Linked DNA regions of Mus musculus: region 2 is linked to region 1. The links are chromatin loops, found by intact Hi-C in ENCODE. Cell type or tissue: heart. All regions are shown on one strand. Each heading gives the region's core, and the rest is flanking DNA. Links, peaks and the distances in the headings are about the cores only.

The links. Hi-C counts contacts between places; a loop is a spot of excess contacts. Peaks named below come from ENCODE experiments on the same cell type or tissue, not always from the same donor. Only the 100,000 strongest peaks of a DNase experiment are listed, where the experiment ranks them.
Region 2: a loop joins it to region 1, with 4 times the contacts of the local background. A loop is called at or near these places in 3 of 42 quality-filtered maps.

The regions. Positions count from the first base shown.
Region 1 is chr6:126,167,303-126,178,898 of GRCm38, forward strand. No RefSeq gene overlaps it. Among named protein-coding and RNA genes, the nearest start is that of Ntf3, 8.1 kb to the left of the region's middle. In heart, for the core only: no CTCF peak of the experiment used is centred there; no DNase peak of the experiment used is centred there.
Region 2 is chr6:125,737,941-125,749,536 of GRCm38, forward strand. All of the region lies in intron 3 of Ano2 (anoctamin 2), which reads left to right. Among named protein-coding and RNA genes, the nearest start is that of Gm38898, 48 kb to the right of the region's middle. In heart, for the core only: a CTCF peak has its summit at 5,794 (motif pointing right); no DNase peak of the experiment used is centred there.

The sequences.
Region 1 (11,596 bases), core at 3,395-7,394:
AGAGGGGAACAGGGAGAGACTTAGGCAACAGCTGAGAGCAAAGGCTGCACTTTTGTAGAAGAACTGTGATCCACCTGCCCCCACCCCGACCCCCACCTCAACCCGTGGAGACCGCTTATCCTTTTCTTTATGTAAGACCTGACTAAGGATTTTCTTCTTCTCCTTCCTCATTCTTTCCAGCGAAGGGCTAAAGGTCCTCTTTGCCTTCAGGATACTCTAAAGGCATTTTGAATTTCTAGGAGTTCAGAAGTCAAAGAAAGATGCAGGGCAGAAAAAAAGAGGCAAAAAGGCACACTTGTTTATAGGCAGATAAAAGACTGTCAGAATTATAGCAACTTCTAGACAAACCCAAGTTTCTAACTGGAGAGTTATAGTTTTTGTAGAAAGACTCACGCTAAGAGTCATATATGTAGCTAGAGTTACTAGCATATAGGGCAGGAAGCAATAGAATGTGTACACTCCATGGAAAACAATGTCTTCTGTTAACTGAGTCGTGGACTCTCTAAACAGATGCTCTGGCTTTGGCCACCAATCTGTTGGCAGTCCCTTTGGGTCAATGGACTTGATTTTTCTCCTTATTGTATCTGAAGACCCTGGTTCCTGAAAGCAGGGTTTTGAAAACCCTCTCTCCTAAGGCAAATTCCTAGAGCTTGCCTTGGGCCTACCCTTATCTTTTGTAATAGCGCCACAGTGTGGTTGAAACTCTAAACAGAAAAAAAGGAGAAGGTGGAAAAGCTTGGAAAACTGCATTTACTTCTATTGCAGTTCAGTGGACTGCCATCCGCTTACCTGGAGTGGAAAGGGTTTCTCATGCAGCAATAGTGTGTGTATGGTGAATATTGACCCAGGAAATGAGAAAAGTGGTCCCGTTTGACCTGTAGGTGACAAAGGTACCCTTCATTATGCAGTTAGCCTTGGCTCACAGAGCTAGCTAGACCTCGTGTTGTTTCTTTTACTTGCCTTTGTATAAGTAGCGTGCCTTGGCGGATCCTAAAGTATCTCTGAGTTGCCTCTGTTGCTGGAGGGTCCTAAGGCTGAATAGCCACAACACTTGTGCTTACTTTTGCTCTCATTCACCATCCCCGAGTCACTGAGACAGCTGTTCCAGATGAGGAAGGCAGAAAGTCTACATTTCCAAAACAAAGTGAAGGCAAAAGGTGTCTGTATTAGAAATAGGAACTTAGGGTCGGGGCGTTCCATGCACTGTATCATTTTGGCTCCCCATGCCAAATGTGTTAAGCACACGGGCTAGCCTGCCAGTTAGCAGTGGTCCCCAAATGCCCTGGAGCATATATGAGACATTATTTGGGAGGATTATCCCCCCCCCCCCCCATGAGATTATTTGTCCCTGGTAGCTGGGTGATGTGTCTATGTTTATTCAGTAAGCTTAGCTTTCTCTAAAATGTCTGCCATCTTAGGAAAGCACATGTTGGCTCCAAGGACCAGCTTAGATCTAGTAGAGATATTAGAAGCGGTATTCTGCTGGAGAGATGGCTCATTGGTTAAGAGCACCGGCTGCTGTTTCAGAGGATGTGGGTTTAATTCCCAGCACCCGCATGGCAGCTCACAACTGTCTGTAACTCTAGTTCTAGATGATCTGATGCCTTCATACAGACATACATGCAGGCAAAACACCAATGCACATAAAAATAAATAAGTTAGTCACAGTCTAACATCTTTTTTGGAAGGGTTGGTTTTGTAGAGTGACAAATGTTTCACATTGCTCTCAACCTTCTCAACATTGTTTTCGGACAGGTTTCCTAGCTGATCAAAATCCATCGAGAGTTGGTAAAGTAGTAGGAGTCTCCCAGGTACATTAGGAGGACTAAGTAAATCCAGTAATTTGAAACTTACAGCATAACACCTGTCACAGTGCAAGCCCCAGGCCTTACAAGGACATCTTGGTCAGTCTACTGGTGAGGGATTCTGATCTTTAGAAAGAAAAGCATTAGCCGGGCGTGGTGGCGCACGCCTTTAATCCCAGCACTCAGGAGGCAGAGGCAGGTGGATTTCTGAGTTAGAGGCCAGCCTGGTCTACAAAGTGAGTTCCAGGACAGCCAGGGCTACACAAAGAAACTCTGTCTCGAAAAACTAAAAAAAAAAAAAAGAAAAAAGAAAAAGAAAAGAAAAGAAAGAAAGAAAGAAAGAAAGAAAGAAAGAAAGAAAGAAAGAGAGAAAAGCATTTATTAGTTGGGTTCCATGTATATTTTACTAATATAACTGTGTGCCTGTGTGCATGCACGTGTCTTCACATATGTATTTGTCTTCCCAGACAGTAAGAAGTGAGCAGAATGAGGCAGTGGACATACATACAGTTTATTTAACTTCCTAATGTGGACTTCATGAGAGAGAGAGACAAAGAGTTTAAAAATCTCATTCTATTCATTCCCCACCTCTGAGGCAGAATCACTTCCCATTCAAGAGGAAATTCCAGCACTTCCTCCACGGTTAACAGATTGCCTAGTGGATTACTGCCCTATTGTTATCCTTAATTATGTTCTTGGGCTTATGCTGAGAAATATAATGTATTGCATGGAACAACAATGAATCAACTCATTTTGTGAAATAGAACGCATATTTATAATTAGGCTTCAAAAAAATTATCCCTAATGATAGAGTGAAGGTGTGTATGCCTGCCACACAGGTGGATCTCGGAGTCACAATAAACTCTCCTGCTTTGCCAGTCACGACACGAATTCCTAACCACCCTATAAATTAGCTTTATGCTGTACCAAACTCCACTCATAAAAAAAAAAATGACATTAAGGTTTCCTAGGTAACTAATGCATTTCCAAAGGGAATAGGTCTCAGGAGACAAAGAGGGCAGGGAAAAGGATGGGGGAGGGGAAGAAAAACGTAAAAAAAAAAAAGCATTAGATTAGGCCCATGTGACATAAACAGAATATTTCACGGGGAGAAACCATAAAGTTTTACTGTGTGCGTTTGACGTAGATATGGCATTGCCATCAATTCTATCTTTGGGCAATAAAATACCCCATAGATGATCCTCCTATTATATATGCCAGTGTTTCTCCTTGCAGATTCAGTTATAGACTGAGAAACCTTGACCCTTCAATTCAACTGCTGGGCTGTACCCTTGATGAGCCAGCTAACCCGAGCCTGTCTTTCCACTCGTGTATTGAGATGTCACCAAATGACAAGATGAAAGGGAGAAGTGAGGTCATCACCATGGGCCCAGAAACCAAGAACTTCGGTGCGACCCATCACAGAAACGCTTCCCTCATACCAGAAGCGATGGCCTTTTTGATCATAGTCATTTGTGAGAGATAAGGATCCCCAGGCCTTTGGTGATTATGTCTACAGTGGGGACTCATTAGGGTGTTTGATACATCCTATCCAAGCTTTTATGGGGTCTGTGACAGTGACTCTTCATTGTTCACTTGAGAGTTTAGGATCACTTCGGAAACAGCCCCAGGGGTGTGTCTATGAGGGTGGTTCCAGGAGGTTTAACTGGGGGTGGGGGTGGGGGTGCGGGTGGGGCAAAGATATGCCTTGGCTGTAGGAAGCACCATTCTGTGGGCTGAGGTCCCAGACTAAAAACAATAGGGGCCTGCCAATAGTGAGTGGACACCAGCATGCATTAACCTGGGCTTCTTGATTGCACACACACACACACACACACACACACACACACACACACACAATGTAAACAGTACCTTACACCCATGCAAACAGGAACGCCCTGCCAGGAGGGACTGGTCCTTCATATCAGAAGCCAAAACAAACCCTTCCTTTCTTAAGCTGCTTTCGTTAGGTGTTTTGGCACAGCAACAAGAAAAGTAATTACTAGACTGTCCCACGTAGAGTTGCTTTTAAAAACTTCTTTTTAGATTTGCTTTTATTTGTGGGTATATGCGTGTTTCTCTGTGTGTGCCACCTGTGAGCAAGTACCCTTGTAGGCCAGAAATGCATTACAGAACCCACAGAAGCAGCTTGCCAGGGATCAAGGTTGCCTGGGGGTTTGGGAGAAGATAGGCAATAGAGGCTGTGAGCAGGATTTCATCCGGTCTAACTATGAGCCACATAGGTGAGCATGTCTTACTACAGGACAGTGACTTGTCATATAGGAGAGTGATTCCTCTATTGATCCATCCTCCAAGGAGATTTCTCTGTGAAGGCAACTGTTCATGACAGCTTAGGTAAGAGAGCTATCACAGACCTGCTAGACAAAGCCTTTGGTGCCAGGGTTCTAAGAAATTTATCTAAGGGGTTAGACCATTGGCTTTGCTCCAATGGTTGAAAAGACGTTTAAATCAAAACTCCTTGCATTTGCAGAATCAAGACATGGAGGGAGAAAGTGGTCGAGCCCCGAGATTGTAATAACTCATAGGTGAATGCCTACCCAGAAATTATGGGATCTGAACCTGAACCTGTAGATAGTGGATGGTTAGCTACCTACGTGTGTTTTATTTGAATTCCACCCAGTAGCAACTGGTCACTCATACAAATGTCTGTCCATTTAGCACAGAAACAGACTTGGATGTCACCTTTGAAGCCTGCCTGTGGGCAAGCTTCAAAATCTGGAGCTGCTTTCAGATAATAACCACAAAGCACACGATTTGCATGCTGTCTCTTTATCGAATCCTCTTCTCTGCCTCCAATAACGGATGAGAGGCTCCTCTTGGTTCTCCCCACGCCTTAAGAGGTCTCCCATAGGTAGCTTGCAAAAACAAGTCCCAAAACCTAGAAATCACAGCCTTTGACATGGAGAGAATTACTTTTCAAATTACAATAGTCGTCTCTTCACCCATGTTCAACCACCCATCTGAACCCAGAGACACCTTTAAAAGAAAGCAAACCAGAGAGGCGAGCAGCAGATTGGAAATGTACAGCCTTCTACACATAGCTGTTAATAAATCAAAAGCAGTGAGTTTTGCCCAGAGTTAGCAGGGAGTCTGTGGTTAATGACAATGGAATCAGACCTGGCAAGGGATCACAAGATGACACACTGGTCCACACCCCTTATCTCAAGTTGGAAAACAGAGACTGGCTGCCATGTGGAACCAGCACATGAATGGCTTGCATTCTTTTGGAGCTGGAAGGTGTCTGAGAGTTTCCTAGTCAAGTCCTTCACTTCACAGAAGGAGTCATTGTGATACAGGGAAGTGAAGGGACTTGCCTGAGAACACACAGAAAATCAGACTCATCAGTGAGTGTGTGGTACCCACACTCCTGATTCCCAGCATGCTCGTTTTTCTGCCTGTTCAACCCCAAGAGACATGTGATTATTTCCTCCAGGGTACCTTCTGTCCACCACTCTCGATTTCCTATCATTTCTTTTTGCCTCTCTTTACTTATTTCAATCTATTTTAATATTTCATTTCCTTTACATTTTTCCCTTTTGATGACTGGCCAAACTTGAAAGAAAGCATGTAGAAGGCAAAGTTAAAGTGAGAACTGGAAGGGTTTTAATCGAAAGGAGGTTAAAGCAATAGTTTTGTCTTAGTGATGGTGACATGAGGTTGGCTCTTTCTGAAGATAGCACTTTACAGTGATCTTTCCTCATTCTTAGAGATTTTAATGGATGCCTGAAGCCTCAAAGTGTGTGTGTTGTTTTCTATGCATATGACTAAGACAAGATTTAACATGTAAATACAATACAGTAAGACTAACAACCAATAACAAAACAGAACAATTACAGCAGCGTACTGTTGTGAAAGCCATTTTAAATTCACGAGCTTTATATTTCTGGAATTTTCCATCTAAGATGTTCAGATTCTTGTTGGCCATGGGTAATGACAACTGGAAAAGTGGGACTCTCTCCCCTTAGATAATCTCTGTCTAATTGTTGATGGTTGTTATAGATGACCTTACAAGGCTCCCATCTAAAAACTGTTCACCATTTCCTCTTTTGCTTCCTCCTCTTCTTCTCTGTACATTAAAAAGTGACCAAATGGTTCAATTTAATAAAGCAATATTTGGTAAGAAATTTAATTTCAATTGCTAACAAAAGCTGGCAGATCTACAAGATCTCCAGGAGAGGGCTAGTGTGGATAGCTGGGAGCTTTAGGGAGCTGACATCAAGTGAAGTCCAAGGTGATGTCTCAGAAACACAGAATTCCCCTAAACAGAACCACTCACTGCCTCCATAGCTATTGAGTTGTTCTCTGTGACTCTGAGGTGATCTTGGGCATAAAACTGCCTTGAAGTAAGACTGTGTAAGGGGTTCAAGGTTGGTTGGGTAGCTGATCAGTCAAGATCCCTTCTTAGTGTGAGAATCACATGCTAGAGATCTGGTGCCTTGAATACATGTGGGTACCTTCTCCAAGTCTGTCACTGATATAATGTAAAATTATTTTGGGCTGTGCCTGGATAAACACTTTTAAATTTAATAGTGATATTTACATTGTATTAATCCATCAAATCTATTTCTAGAGATATAAAACTTCCCTAAAGTACTTTTATTGGGAAACTTGACTTCTGGCTACGTAGGCTAATTTGTAATATGTAGAGCTTTCCTTCAAGAATATCTTTAAAAGCTGGGAAAATACTTTAAAAGTCATTTGAAGGCTCCATTTATGGCTTGGCTGAGGAAACTCTGGAAGACCAAATTTCCAACATTTAAAAACTATGTCCCAGGACTTGAGGGTGACGGTAACTGGACTGTACAAAAGAAGCTGGGTACAGGGTGAAATTATCTTTCATCTTTGTTTTGTGGTTAAGGGTTTTAGGTTTCTAGTTTAAGAGCAAGCCATAGTTGGGTCATGAAGTGGGAACAAGTTACAGATGATGAAGAAAAGGAAAATTCTCAGTCATACCTGAGATATCAACAGTCCTCTTTAGGAAATGAGAACATTTTAAAAATGTCAGTAAAGAGAAAGATGGTCCTCTATGCAACTCTGACCCCATTGCCATCTGTGGAACACCACACTGATTTGTTCAAGATATGCATTCTGTTCAAGGATGTGTGGTCTGTTTATCACAACAAGCTGTGTGCTGGGCACAGATCATGTCCCAATCAAGTCAAAGAAAGAATATAAAATTAAGCTATAAATCCATAAGAGGAGGAAATGCCAGCAAGCTGTTGAGGTAGAGAAACCATTCTCAGCAATAATGAGGGAAAACTATAAATACACAGAATAGCAAGAGTGGATTTCAAAGATGTTATGCTCAGTCAAAGATGCTTTGGAGAAAATATTTTATCTGATTCGACACTTTTTAAAAACTAGGTTTTAAAAAATGATGTGCATGTATGTACGCCTGTGTGTGGGTGTATGTGTGTGAAAGTGCGGGTATCCATGGAGACCAGAAGAGGGTGTGAGATCTTCTAACTCTAGAGTTTACAGGGGGATGTGAGGTGCCTGGTGTGAGTACTGGGAATTGAACTTGAGTCTTGTGAAAACAGGATATGCTCGTAACCTCTGAACCATCTCTCCAGCCCTCTGATTCAGCTCTTAGAAAGTTCTAGAGCAGCCAGCAGGAAGAATCTGCTATACACTTACCTCTGCAGTGGGAGGAGTGAGAATTGACTGGAAAGAGATACTAAGGAATTTCCTGGAATAATAATAGCTTAGATTACAGGGTACACATTTGTCAAAACATTCAATGTTCATCTAAGGTATATGCCATTTATTTTATGTACACGTATCTAATGATAAATATCCATTAAACAATATCGAATTCAACTTAATTAAATGCAAGCAGAAGTATTTTAAGAAAGAAGTCCTGATGTCCTTTATTTATTCTGAAATTCATCAAAGAATGAAGATGGATTGGTGAACAGAGGGATAAGTAGATAGAGAGACACGAAAGAAGCCAAGTATTGTAAATTCAGATGGTGGGATCTAGTCTGCGGATATAACCATTCAGTATAATATTACCTCTCCCTTACATCTGAAATTCCCATAATGAAGAACAGAATGAAAATGAGCGCATTTTGAAATAACTGGACAGCAGCCAGAGCATTGTGGGTGTGAGGGACAGGATCTCTGGAAGGGGACAGTGCAGGAAGAAAGAGGCTCAGCCTTGATGCACTTCCCCCTGAGGCACAGGCAGGTTTGTAAGTGGTGGCTGGGAAGACATGACTGATATGAGCTTCAACAGTCTTTGCAGGCTCCAGAGATGGACATTGGAGTTAAGATTCACCAAGGAACAGTGCCTCTTAGTAGTGACTATTGCAAGCCCGCTTAGTGCCAGGAAGGAAACAAAGCAGAAACACCTTTAAAAGGAGAGAAATTCAGGTATTAAACATCTCAATCCAAAGATGAATTTTCTTCAGTCTGATTGCATCATAAAGACAAAGGAAATTTTTTTATTGTTTTAAAAAAAGAACAGTGTGCTTTAAATGATTTGTACAATTCTATCTATGCACTCTATATCCTTCAGTTGTGAATTATTAAGAAATGGGTCTAAATCATCAAGGACCTAAAGAAAAAAGTCATAACACACATATAAGTGGCGTCCTACAGGTAAGGAGATATGAATCAGAAGAGATCACATCACAGTGTTAGAAAGCGAATGGAAGACACCGATTGACATACCCAAGAAATTAAGCAAAACTGAGTGTGTATAAATAAAAAGAAAAGCACCTTTCCCCCTGGCAAATTGTAGCAAATCCATTGAAAACAAAAATAGAAAGAAAAAGTCATCAAAGAAAAGTCATAAAAGCATACCTTTTATTCTGTTGCAGTCAGAAGATGGGGTGGCGAGGCAACAAAGGCACATAAATAAGAGTAGAAAATAGATGGCAATCTCAAATCTTTTATCTAGGAACAAAAATATTCTTCAAAATGGCTGAAATAAAGTTTCCCTTGGACTATTGAAATCTGAGGAGTACCTTGTTGAAGAATGTGCAGTCATGGAATGTTAATGGCAGTTGCTCTGGCATGGTGGAAATGATTTCATGGAAAAGATGGAGACGGGAGCGAAGTGACACAGCAATGTAAGACTTAAGTATGAGGGGAATGTGGCTGTGTATTAGCAATGGAGCTGTGCCTTGTAGACTTAAATCGCTGTAAGCAGACAAAAGACAAGCGAGCTGTGAGTGGGCGAAGGACTGAGACATTCATGCATTCTGTGGGAAGGGATAAAATGCTTGGACACGTTGGACTCTAAACATTGGAGTTTAGGGCACTGAAGAGAAGCTTAGTGGTTAGGGATACTTGCTGCTCTTGCAGAGCTCCCAGGACTGGTTCACAGCACCCACCATGTGGAAGCCCACCGGAACTGAAGCTTCAGAGGATGTCTGAGAACTCTTGTGGCCTCTGTACACATAAACACTGAAGACAAAACCCTTATACAAACAAAATAAGATAAAATAAACATTTTCTAAAATTAATATTTTAATAAATATATAATTTTCAAGCAACATAAGCATAAGATATGATTATCCAATCCAAGACATCTACAAACTAAACCTATAAAACCTTTAACCATCAAGGATTCATTTTTCTAAGTGATATAAATCTGGCATTATATTTATTTGCTTTTAAATAAGAGAAAATAATCATATTCAAATAATAAATAGGTTTCTAATAAACCTATTTTGGGGCTTTGTGGGTAATTTATAAAAAATGTTTCTTCAAAGTTATTTATTCGCCAACTGTTGGATATGGAAACCAGGGCCTTGGTAGGTAAGAGTTCTACCACTGAGCTACACCCTAGCTTCCAAAATTACTTCGTATAAAGAGAATAAGATCAATTAATTATTATTTTTTCTTTTTTTCGAGACAGGGTTTCTCTGTATAGCCCTGGCTGTTCTGGAACTCACTTTGTAGACCAGGCTGGCCTCGAACTCAGAAATCTGCCTGCCTCTGCCTCCCAAGTGCTGGGATTAAAGGTGTGACCCACCACGCCCAGTTCCAATTATTTATTTATTTATTTATTTATTTATTAGGTATTTTCTTCATTTACATTTCCAATGCTATCCCAAAAGCCCCCCCTCCCCTCCCCTACCCACCCATTCCCACTTCTTGGCCCTGGCGTTCACCTGTATTGAGGCATATAAAGTTTGCAAGACCAAGGTGCCTCTCTTTCCAATGATGGCTGACTAGGCCATCATCTGCTACATATGCAGCTAGAGATACGAGCTCCAGGGGGTAGTGGTTAGTTCATATTGTTGTTCTACCTATAGGGTTGCAGACCTCTTTAGCTCCTTGGGTACCTTCTCTAGCTCCTCCATTAGGGGCCCTAAAAAATTGAGTTTAAATGCTATCTCTATGACAACCACAGGTTCACGAATAGGAGGAATGTTTAATACGCTAACCCAGGGGATTAAGTTCAAAGAAATCCATAAAAGAGAGGAAGGGGAGCCTACGACAGATGAGGCAATCCAAACACATTCATTAGTTATTGATGCATTTGTTAATATGTATATGAATACAATGAAATAAATGAACCTAGATAACTGACCAAAAGTGTGCTATACAGCAACTGCATAAAAAACTGTAGAGTATCAAGACATCAATCCAAAGAAAGATGATGGCCCTATAGCCCTATACAGACACCAGACACAATAGGCAAGCAAGACTAGAAATAAGGAAGGAGAATGTAGAACAATGTTTAATTGACGTAAAATCCAAACACTCATATACCCCGTACTGTATGTTTATTGACAGGGAATATAACACAGAGAACAAAACACAGACAGGAAGAAGAAAGAGGAACCAACAAAACCAAATAACTTCAAACCAGCAAAACAACAACCAAAACCCATCATAGTATATAAAACTTTAATATGCATTTCCCCCAAATTCATAGATCAAATGAACAAAAAAAAATCACAATAAAGTTATGAAAGATTTGCACAATGTGGCAAATCAAATCGGCTTACTGGCAACACATTTTACTTACTGCAACTGCTGTGTGTGGAACGGAAGTGAGCCAGCTCTAGCTCAGCTTCCTATGAGGGAGTCCCAAACATCAGTGTAGCATCTGGAGTCATTTGAAGGGTTAGATGATGTTCCCAGGAAGAAGCACTTTCTCTCTCAATGCCACATGACTGTACAAGGGGAAGGCATCCACTTGCAACCAGGAGATGAACCCTTGCTAGGATCTAACCATGGAATTCTAAACTCTGGAAATGTGGAAAAATATACTCCTGCTATAAGTAACCTAGTTTATGGTGTGTTATTATGGCCACTAATCATGCCTGACTGTCCTCTGAGCTACATGACTGCCATCTTGGGGCAGTCAACTGTGTGCCCCTTGATAAAGAGTATTCCAGATGAGCTTGTTCATAGCGTGCTCCTCCTCTCAGAGGATCAGAGAGGGTCAGGGAATCTTCACTTGAGCATCCAGTTGCTTTCAACTCTGCTTTAATTGCACACAGCCTGGGGGAGGAGCTAGAGTAGACAGGACTGGAAGACCCAAATCAGGACTCCATCTATGCAGCTATGGTGAATCCTTCATCCCTGCTGGGTAAAGCATCCACATCCTGTAAGCGACTCTTCATCTAGTCTCTGTAAGGAAGCCCTCCAAACTCATCCGTTCCCTGGTGTGAGCTTTAGTGGAATAGTGCTTTGGTTGCTCCTTGGGATCTAAGAAGCAGGGGTAGTTTTGCTTGGGGTGGGTTGGGGGATTTTAGCCATGCCACTGGAGCTGACTAACACAGCATCCAAGAGTTACTTTTGAGTAT
Region 2 (11,596 bases), core at 3,385-7,384, 430 kb before region 1:
ATGGAGCCCACATCCACCCGGTTTCCCCAGCCATCATTTGTTGAAGAGCTTCTCCTCTCTGAGCTGCACTTTGTCTTCTTTGTAAGTCCCAGGTGGCTGTAGCTGTATGGTTTCTTTGTGGGTCTTCTCGTCTGGCTTTGTGCCAGTGCCATGCTGTTTGTTATTATGACCCTGTGGTGTATTTTGAAATCAAATACCATGATTCATCCAGCGTTGCTCTTCTGGCTTCTGATTGCTTTGCTTATTCAGAGTCTTTTGTGCTTACATATACATTTCAGAATTCTATTTTTCTACCTCTCTGAAGAACCTCACTGCAATTTTTGATAGGGATTACACCGAGCCTGAACATTGCTTTTTGTGATCCACCATTTTCAGTGTTGATTCTGCCAATCCATGGGTGTGAAGGTGCTTCCGTCATCTGGTGTCTCTGGTGTCTTCTTCAGTATCTTCCCAGTGTTTTGAAAGCTTCATAGGAAAAGTCTCCTGCCCCCAATTCCTTGGTTAGGCTTATTTCTAGGAAGTATGTGTGTGTGTGTTAAAAAGATAATGTGAATGGATTTCCCTCTGATTTCTTTCTTAACAAGCTAATTATTTGTGTATAGAAATGCTATGAATTTTTCGATATTTGTATTGTATTCTGTTACATGGTTGAAAGTGCTAATCAGATCTAAGAATATACTGATGTAATCTTTAGAATTCCTTAAGTACAGGATCATATCATCTGCAAAGAGGGATACTATGACAACATTGGGTGCCTTCAGAGTGTCATGGCTATAGATGAAGTAGGGATAATGTGACTTCTACTTTGCTAGTTGTATCTTTCATTTCTTTCTCTTCCCTTATTGCTGTGCTTATTGCTGTGGCTAAGTCTTCAAGCACAGTGTCAATGAAAAGGGATAAAATGGATACTTCTACCTACTTACTCATTTTAGAGGAAATACCTTCTGCTTCCCCCCAGTTAGTTTAATGTTGGATATAAATTTGTCATATATAACATTTATTACATTGAGGTTGTACTTCTTCTATTCCTAGTTTCTTCAGGGCTTTTATAATGAAGGGATATTGAGCTTTGCCAAAGGCCCTTTCTGCATCTATTGAGATGATCAGGATTTCTGAACTGAGTATTTTTTTTTTCTATTGATTTGAATGTGTTGAACCATCCTCTCATCCTTGGAACGAAAGTAATCATTAAATTGTCCATATATCATGGTTACATGATCATTTAAATGATTGGTTGAATTAACTTTACAAATAATCTGCTGTGCTTTTGTGTCTGTTTGTTCAAGATATCTGTGAGTAGTTTTTATTTAGTTAGTTTTTTGGTTGTATCTTTATCTGATTTTGGAAACAAATAAACAATGGCTTCATATAATGAATTTGTAGCCATTCCCTCCTTTCCATTTTATGTAATAGTCTCAGGATCATTGGCACTAGCTTTTAAGATATCTGGTCAGCTTTTCTCCAAGAAAGCGAAGAAGGAAGCTCCTGCCCCTCCCAAAGCTGAAGCCAAAGCGAAGGCCTTGAAAGCTAAGGAGACGGCGATGAAAGGCGTCCACAGCCAAAATATCCTAGAAAGAGTGCGCCAGGAGAAACAAGCTTGACCACTATGCTATCATCAATCCCACTGACCACCGGGTCAGCCATGAAGAAAACAGAGGACAACAGCACTCTTGTGTTCACTGTGGATGTCAAGGCCAATAAACATCAGATCAAACAGGCTGCGAAGAAACTCTATGACATTGATGTGGCCAAAGTCACTACCCTGATAAGGCCTGACGGAGAGAAGAAGGCGTATGTTCGCCTGGCTCCTGATTATGATACTCTGTATGTTGCCAACAAGATTGGCATCATCTAAACTCAGTCCAGATGGCTAATTCTAAATATACACATTTTCCCCCATCATAAAAACAATATCTGGTCATATTAACCATTGAGACTGCCTAGTCCTAGACTTCTTTGGTTGGGAAAACTTTATTATTCTATTAGTCTCTTTACTTATTACTATACTAAGCTTTCAGCATACTTTAGGTTTAATTTGTTGTTCTCTCACTTTCCTCGAGACTTTGTAGCTTTTTGAAATGTGGGTTCTCAAAGAAGTCCTTGGTGACCCTGTGGCTTTAATGGACATCTCTTATAATGCCCTTCTTTTATATCTCACTTTGGTAATTAGAATCTTCTCTGTCAGCCTTGTTCACTTTTTCCAAGAAGCAGCTCTTTGTTCCACAGTCTTCGTTGCTCCTGTAACATCCTCGTCATTCCTTTTGGCTTAGACCTCTATTATTTCTTTGCATGTGCTGACTATGGATATGGCCTCCCTCTGGGAATGCAGTCCACCCACTTGGAGTCATACTCTTAAAGAAAATGGACTGTCCCTACTTCAGAAGCCATCCATTGCCGAAGCTCCTCAGAGAGGTGTAGGCTCCTGAGCCTCCCCCCCCCCCTCGGGGCTGGAATGTTAACTGACTTGATCTTGTGCAGACAGTCATGGCTGCTGAGACTTTTATGGGAGCTGTGATTCTGCTACATCCTCAGGCTTTGTTTTGCTCTGGTTCTCCCTGACCTCTGGATCTTTACTCTTGGTATTTGAGTGTGATGTTTTAATCGAGGCTCTTCTCCAGTGGTGTTCTTAAATGCCTCTTGTGTCTGGATATCCACTCCAGCCTTCAAACTTGGGGCTTTTTTTTTTTAATTTAAATCTATCACTTTATTGAATCAATTTCCTGTGATTTTAGTTTTTATTCCATTGCTCTTTTAATCCTAGTTCTTAGAACTTGTGATTATGATTTTCAATTTAAAAATAGTTTTAAGGCAGAGTCTTATAGAGCTCAGCCAACCTTTAATTCATAGCTGAGAGTGGCCAACAGGCCCTGCTCTGCCTACTTTGTCTTCCTAAGTGCTGGGGTTCCAGATAAGGTCATCATTCTCAGCTTTCTGCAGAGGCTTAAACCCAGGATTTCATATCTGCTAGACAAGCACTTCAGTAACTGAGCCATAGCCTATGTCTGATTTGTTTTTATTTATGTTATTTATTTATGTTTTAATTTTTAATCTTGAGTGTGCTATGACCTCCACCTTATCTTTCATCTCCAAGTCTTTATTTGATTTAATCTATTAATCAAATCTATTAATGATGACTTCTGTTGTTTTAAAATGAGATTGTTTTTCACTTATAAAATTTCTGCTTTGACCCCCCCCATCCCCACAAACTAATCTCCTTGCCATGTTTCTCTTGTGTGCTATTACCACCTTTTGACATGGCTGTATCCCTCATCCACACTCTGAATTCATTTCTTCCCTTCGTTCATCTTCTTGTCTCCTCTTGAAGTTATCTATCATTTTTATGAATTTTGAGTTCTCTGTATAGCATCCCAACCATGTCGCTATCTAGGTTTAGTAGATGAGGAGTTGTGTCCATAGAGACCCTGCACTGCCTTGGTTTCTCACACCTCCCACTTCTGTGTCATGATCTGCTGATTTGCCTGAGCAAGACATTCTTGGGGAGTCAGTCTTCACTAGTTTCAAAAGAAGAGAGACTATACTGCTGTAAAAGCAACAGCTTGAACCTGAAAAGGATGTGGAAAAGTGTGGGAAATCAACCTGAGCTAACCAGTGCACCAGCAAAGACCATGGAACAGAAGACAGCGAAGTCACAGAGAGCATGCTATAAAGATTAAAAAATATTTAGGGTAGAACTTAAAATATCATGGTGCTGGGGTTAACCCCAGCACTCAGGAGGCAGAGGCATTGGGATCTCTGAGTTTGAGGCCAGTCTGATCTATAGAATGAGTTCTGGGATAGCTGCTACAAAGAGAAAAAAATGTCTCATTTTTTTTTAACAGTATTGAATGAGCTAAAGAAGAAGGCAAGGGACAGGAAAAGGAAATGCGAAGCCGAGTCAAATATGAGAAAGGAAAAGGGAAATGGGGAATGACATTACAAAAGGAGAGAACAAAGAAAGAGATGTAAAACAACAGTGGTTCAAAATGCATAAATAAAATTAGACGACTTTAAAAGGAGGAATAAAAATAATAAAAGTTTGATAAAAAAAATTAAAATGAAGTCAAACTGCTACTGAAAGTCTACTGAAAAGAAGAAACCAAGGAGCACAGAACGGATGAAGCATTGGCTTGCCTGTGGCTGGCTCTTCTAAGCATGGGGGCCGTTGGTTTGGGCGGGGTCGGCTGATAGTGGACTGTCTTGACACGCCTGCCTACCTGTTAGGCTGGTGCTTAACCTGGATGGGTCAAGGGTGATGTGTCCACCAGAGATGCGTTCTCATGGAAACTCCTCCCTTTTATGTACCCGAGGATTCTGCTGGTTGCATCTGACCTTGTATTCTGTGGTCTGGGCAAGTTCTTCCACATCTCTTGGACTTACCAGTTTGTATATACTAGGATGTCGAATGTTCTAGCCAAGTGGTCTTTCCCAAGTGTTTTGTGAACGGGAAAGTGAACACAGACCTTCGGTGTGCACAGGTGGACCAGCGTCTGTTTTCAAATCCACGTAGCCGTAAACACTCTGCCTGGAGGACACAGCTGTAGATGTTAAAGACTCTGCCAGAACTCCAGAATTCCCAGTCTGTCTAGCAGAGCACCGCACAGCAGACAAGTGGCTCCTGAGGTTTGGCCACTCCCTGCCTGCCCTTAGGCTCTGGTCCAAGCAAAGACCTTTGACTCCAAGCAAAGCTTCTATCTCAGCCTCTTAGTGTGTCCACCTCTGGCCTCTCCCTCCTCACAGCTGCCTCCCGTCACTATTTCCTGCTGCCGCACTGTGGAAATTGACCCAGGTGCCGTGGGTTGTGGTTGTTACTCTGTGGGTTGTGGTTGTTACTGGGTTTGCAGGTTAGCTTAGCTTTGAACAGTATGTTCTCTTCCAAGACAGTGTCTGGTCAGTCTTCTGAGACTTGGAATGAAGCAATGCTGACCTCCGCTCTGTGGCTGACTGCTCACACAGTGGAGTCCCTGTCTCGCCAACGCCTCTAGCTGGATTTGAGTCTGTTGGCTTTCCCCCTGGATGATATTTCCAGTTTCTCTTCACCAGGGCCTGCTGACTTGCCTTTTGGATAGGATTGACTTTCCTCCTCAACCAGGGAGCAGTGGCGGAGCCTGGTGTTGCTTTCTCTTTTCCGGGCTGCCATTGTCTTTCTCTCTACTTTAAGACTGGGCAGTCACTCTCCTTGTGGTTTCTGATGCACGTCTGATCTTTCATTCTTTAGAACATTCTGATCTTTCTCTTCCTGTTATCCTGACTCTTCTCATTTACTGCATCACATGGAGGTAGTCTCAACCTGCCATGTGCTTTGGAAGTCTTCTTAGGACTAATTTTGATGAATAACCAAAAGCTGTTGGGCAAAAGAGGAACCCCGTCACTCTGTTCACCATGACAACGATGAAAATACAGAAGGCAGAGCATGATCGGATGAACGCCCTAGACTACCGGCATCTCTCAGCGACAGTCACAGTGGAGGAATGAGCTCTGTGCCACAGGAGGCCATTGCCTTCCCTAGGCCCCTAGGGGAAACTTTCCATGCTGTCAAGGACTTAAAGCTTGAGGGAATTATCACTTCTGGGTGTGATTGCTATCCCCAAGATGCGAATCTGGGTAGGAAAAAAAAATGTGGAATTTTAAACCCAGGGGTCACAAGCTACAGAATCCCTGATGAGTCCTTTTTTTCCACTTGTACACCTGCCCTTGCTTGTCCATAGACACATTGCCTGAATGTCTTTGCTTTCAGAATTTTTAACCTAAAGGGCCCATACTATTTGTATAGCTGTCATGAGTCCTCCCAACCACCAGGAGGAGGTCAAGAGCCTCAGTTGGATGCTTCATTAAAACAAACTGTACAAAGAATTACATTGGTGTCACAGAAGCCTCATCTAGCCAAACACTAGGCGGAGCCAGGGGAACCCCACAGAAGAGGGGAGGAGGCATTGTAGGGCGGAACAGTTGAGGATACCAGAACAGGACGCACAAAATCAACTATGCAGGGCTTGCAGGGACTCACAGAGACTGAGGTGACAAACAGGGACCCTGCATGGGTCTGACCTGGGTCCTCTGCATATACTTTATGGTTTTGTAGCTTGGTGGTCTTGTGGGACTCCCAACAGGGGTAGTGGGTGTTGTCTCTGATGCTTTTGCCTGTGCCTGAGACCCCCTTTCTTTCTACGAGGTTGCTTCGCTTGTCTAGCCTTGATAAGGCCTTGTCTCATTGCACCTTGTTGTGCCATGTTGGGGAGATAACCGCAGGAGGGCTGCAGTTATTTTTTTTAAAGGGAAGCAAAAGGGGAGTGAATCTCGGGAGAAGAAAGGGAGGGTGGGGGTCACTGGAAGGAGTGGACTGAGGGGAACTGACAGGATGTAATGTATGAGACGAGAGAGAGAGAGAAAGAGAGAGAGAGAGAGAGAGAGAGAGGTTAATAACTTGCTCTGAGACAAGTGTTTATTTCTCAGCCAAACACTGACTTCTAAGGTTTTGTATCCTCTCTACCTGGAAACCAGGCTGTTGTTTCTGGGTTAATTGTTGACTTACAGTTTGAGTTCCAGTCTTGTCTAGCCATCTTGACTCCTCTTCTAGACACTCTATCCCATGACCACGTTTGAGCAAATCTCTTTCTAGACTGTGATTGTTTATGTTACTAAACCAGGTTAATTTCTTTTCTCCCATGAAGCACTGAAATGATGAGTTTATTCACAGGATGGTCAAAGATGTACATCACCGGCTGCAGAGATCTGAGAGCAGATTTCAAATTCGGCTCCCCACAGAGTTGAAGCAGTTTATGAAATTGAGAAGCAGGGAGGTTGAGGTACAGGGGAGAGAGACTACCCAAAGAGGAGGGACTGACAGACAGTCTGAGCACATACCACACGACTCTGCATCAGACGTCTTGGCTTTGCCTGTGACACATGTTCGGAGGACCGCAATGTGAACATTATTTATAGGTTCAGGTGTCTGTTCTCTATGAATGTGACTTCTCTGGCTTCCTCATAAAATTGCAATCATGAGGGCATGGTTTCTGTTGTTGGCTAGGCATGCCTTGGGGTTAGGGAAGCGGGCAGCTCTGGGCACAGGCTCTCTGTTGAAAAAGCTTGGCTCCTCAGGTTGGTCTCAGGCTTCTTTGTGAGTGATCGCTAATCATACATTTTTACTGAGGGTGCTGCCAGGTCAGGCAGGGTTACTTGTTTAAATAATTTATCGCTGGAAGATTTAACTTTCACTCATCTGTGTTACAGCAAATCTGTCATCCCATTTACTGGAGTTCCAGGCCAGTCTATGAACTGTGGATTTTATCAATTTCTGCTCTTCTGACTATTCTTTTTTTTTTTTCTTTTTTAAAAAAAAGGTACAGGCATAAGTTCCCAACACACACAGGGTTTATTATAAACATATCTTGCAACCATGGCTAAGCCAGGTGTGGTGGCACAGGCTGTATCCACAGCACTCACAGGTGACATAGCAAAACCCTGTCTCGAAAAATTTAAGTATTGTGAGATGAGAAGAGAGACCTGTGGTTAAATATGCATAGCATTAAGTTACTGTCTTAGCCATTTGTAGTGTATAGCTGATGGCCACAAGTGCATGCCCACAGCGGTAGGACACCACCCTTCCTTCTGAAACCCTGTCTCCATTCAGTACTTACCCCGACCTTCCCTGGCGGCCACTCTTCCTTTGCTGTCGTCACGCATTTCACGACTCTGGGGGCCTCGCAGAGGTGGGACTGATCAGGATTTGGTCTTTCTTTAGTACCCTTTTATTTCACCTAGCACAATGTCCTATGTCTCCAAAGATCATCTGTATTATATGATGTGTCCAAAATTTATCTTATATTCCATTTATTTCTAATGTGCACAAAAAGTGATGGGTGGGTTTTGTGATGGCGTTGTCATGCATGTATGTCACTGTAGCCTTCTCTTCTTCATCCCCTGTTCTACCACAGCCCACACCTTCCCCACTAGCTGGCTCTGTTTCTGTCCTCAAACAGCTCTCTCTCCTGCTGAAATTTTCTTTTAAAGAAACAAGTTTATTTGGAGTGTATTGGTCTGCAGAGAAAAGGAGAACTTTAATGTGTGTGACTTGGTGACTGGGTACATAAGGATATCAGTGGTGGACACGTTGGACACCGCCTTTAATGTCTTGCCTTCTTGTGAGGTCACTCAACATTAAACTCACCGCTCTTACATGCCAATGTGTGATGCTGCCTTAGCTATGGGCATAATGTATGTGATGTACAGTGGACCACTAACTCTAACTCAGCCAATAGAATTGAAGCTTCATACATAGCATCACTTCCTGTGGCCCCATTCCTCAACCCCTGGTCACATGACTGTAGCCTTTGCTTCTGTGAATATGACTGTCATGTCAGCAGCTCTTCCAATGTTTATCCTTCCATGGCCGGTCCTCTTACTTAGCATAATGCCCTCCAGGTGGATTGCCGTTGTTGCCCGTGGCAGGATTTCCTTCATTTCTGAGACTGAATAAACTCACACACATAAAAATGTGTGCAGCACACTTTGTTCATCTACTCACCCATTGTGGACACTCGCATTGCCTCCATGCTTTGGTTGTGATAACACTGCTCTGCACAGAAGCGTGCATGTACGTGTTTTCCGGTCTGCTTTTCTTCTGTGCTTCTAAACGTGGTAGGGAGAGTCACGCATGTTGGGCAGGGCCCAAAAGAGACTGTCCAGGGCCTCTTTTTCAGTAATGCGGGCACCAAAGACTATGTTTGCCGCTTTTTGACTCACTTTAGATTTTCCTGGAACAGTTTTCTTATAACTTCATCTCCTAGCGCAGGCAGAAGTGGGCTTTGGCTTTGACCAGGGCTAGCCTGGGTAGACAAATTTTCGACTTCTCTAGTAGGTAGGGATGTATTCAGGTGATGCGGTCCAGTTAGAGGCATGAATATGCTACCTTCATGGTCTTATCTTTAGACATGTTCATTCCTCAAAGTCGCCCCCATCGTGGGCCAGAAAGATGGCACAGTGCTAAGAGGCCATCTGTAAAACTCAGAGCATGGTGGCATGTGCTGCTCAGTGTTTCCAGGCTTAGACTCTGAGTTCCAATGACACTCTGGGCAGGTCACCAAATCTTTGTTATGTTCTCTTGATGTTTTCTGTAAAGCAGGTAGGGATGGGGGGGTGGGGATGGGGGTGGGGAGGGAGGGGGTAGTGCATCCTTGTTGAGTTCACTGAGGAATTAAATGCATTAAAGATAAAGCATTAAATGTTCCTAGTGCTGTGTCTACCATACGGTAAGCTGCTCACTAAGTATTGGCTACTATCATTGTTGGGTTGAATTCTCACAGACACTTCTCTTTGCCCAGCCTTGATCATCAGTGAGGAAGCTGGGAGCATCAGACATAACCTGGGCCATGTCTTGTCTATGGTGGAAAGCCAGTTGTTCTCCTGCAAATCCTGGACACCAGCTCTGGTCCTGTAAGCTAGTGAAATCTCTGACACCTTGTAAAACCTCACTCCTTCCCTAATAACTTTCTGTATGAGTCAGGCCACCCTGAGTGTTTACACTTCCGGACTCTAGGGTGGGGAAAGGGGTGGTGGCTGCCACCGGCTCCGTAAGCTTCCAGGCAGCTGGGGGCAACTGGAGAGGTCAACCACACTGAAGGGAATTTTGTCTGGCGTCCATGGAATAGGAATATTAATCTGACACAAGGCCAGGGCAGGCTGGACCAGAGGGAGATGAAATCGTAGTGCAAGAATGTGGTGCTTCCTGGTAGGATCAGGCTGGAGCAAATCAGGAGCAGATTGCTGGCTGGCAAATGGGAAGTAACTAACGTGTGTGCCTTAGGGCCCCCTGGGCACTCTTAGTAGCAAGCCTGCCTGGGTCTGGGTTCTTCCCTCCTCACTGCGCAGTGGAAGAATGGGTTTGTGGATCCGTCTGTTGGTTTTTCTTTCGATTTTGTGTGCTTTATTCTTTAATCACATGATCTGGAGCCATCTGAAGGCCCAGCATGCTGCAGTGGGGCATGTGCCGGAGAGGAGACCCTTCTGACCGTGGCTTCCTTCCGCTGCATACTGTACAGACTGCAGCAGGCTGGCACCTTTGCCTGGGTACTACATTCCTTGTTTTCCTGGTGTCTGAGATACCATTGTGGGCTGACCACCTCCGAAAGATGTAGAGAGTATGGCTTTCCAAAAGCCCCCACCCCTAACCAAGAAGCCATAGTTTTCTCTAAGGGAGCCTCACCAGACAGGCAAGCTACATGTAAGGGAGGCTAGATGGCCCACACAAAACAAACTCACTGGTAGTTTGGAGATGTTTTGACTCATAATGCTTTGCTGGGCATTGGTTACCTTGTCTTTTGCTTATCCATTATGGTTTCTGATTTTCTCTTTTTATGGTTTTTGTATGTGTGCGTGCAAGTGTGTATCTGAGTATATACGTGTTTCCTTTGCTTTTTCTTGTGTGTATTTCTTTTTTCTCTCTTTGCTTTGTCGTTGTCTCCCTCCTTCTCTTCCTCCTTTTTTTCTAAATAGACCAGTCCATTTTCTAGGGACAAGGAGAAAGAAGGCTTGGGGTTGGATGGGTGGGATATGGAGAGGATCTTGGAGGAAGTGAGGACGGAGAAACTATGGTCAGAATATATTGTATAAAAATTATTCAAAAAAGAAAGAAAAGGAAGGAAGGGATGGACGAAGGAAGGGAGGGAGGGAGGGAGGAAGGCTTCTCTGACTCTAGCGTCTGACGTTGCCTTTAGACTTCCTTGTGGCCAGGCCATTGCTCTTCCTCAGGGGCTCTCTGGAGTGCAGGAAGAGGTACTAGGGAAGGGGGAAAGGGCAGGCTCCATTCGTGCTCGGTCTTCACAGCAGCCTGTGTGTGAGACCAGTGAAGTTCCTGGGAGAGGATCACACCTCTGAAACAGAGCTGCCCCTGCACTCTGCATAGAAGTTCAGAATCTTACCCTGTCCTCTCATGAATTTTGTAGGGTCCTTGTGGCGGTGCTGGAACAACCCTGTGTTGTTACTAGTATTGTGTTGTACCTTAACTGTGGAGAGCAGAGATGCCCTTCCCTTTGTTTACTGTTAGCTGTCTGTGCTCTATGATATGAAGCTGGGTTTTCAGATGGGTAGTCCCTGGTTCCCTGGTTCCCATAGCTGCTCCTCATTACCTTAGGACACATTTTAAACTTTCCTGTGTCCTGGTTTGTTTGTTTGTTTCTTCCTTTCCTTTCCTTTCCCTTTCCCTTTCCCTTTCCCTTTCCCTTTCCCTTTCCCTTTCCCTTCTTTCCCTTCTTTCCCTTCTTTCCCTTCTTTCCCTTCTTTCCCTTCTTTCCCTTCTTTCCCTTCTTTCCCTTCTTTCCCTTCTTTCCCTTCTTTCCCTTCTTTCCCTTCTTTCCCTTCTTCTTTCCCTTCTTTCCCTCCCTCCTTTCCCTCCCTCCCTCCCTCCCTCCCTCTCTCTCTCTCTTTCTCTCTTTCTTTCTTTCTTTCTTTCTTTCTTTCTTTCTTTCTTTCTTTCTTTCTTTCTTTCTTTTACCCTTGCTTTCCCCTCCCTCCCTCCCTCCCTCCCTCCCTCCCTCCCTCCCTCCCTTCCTTCCTTCCTTCCTTCCTTCCTTCCTTTTCTATGCTCCTTTCCCTGTGTTCC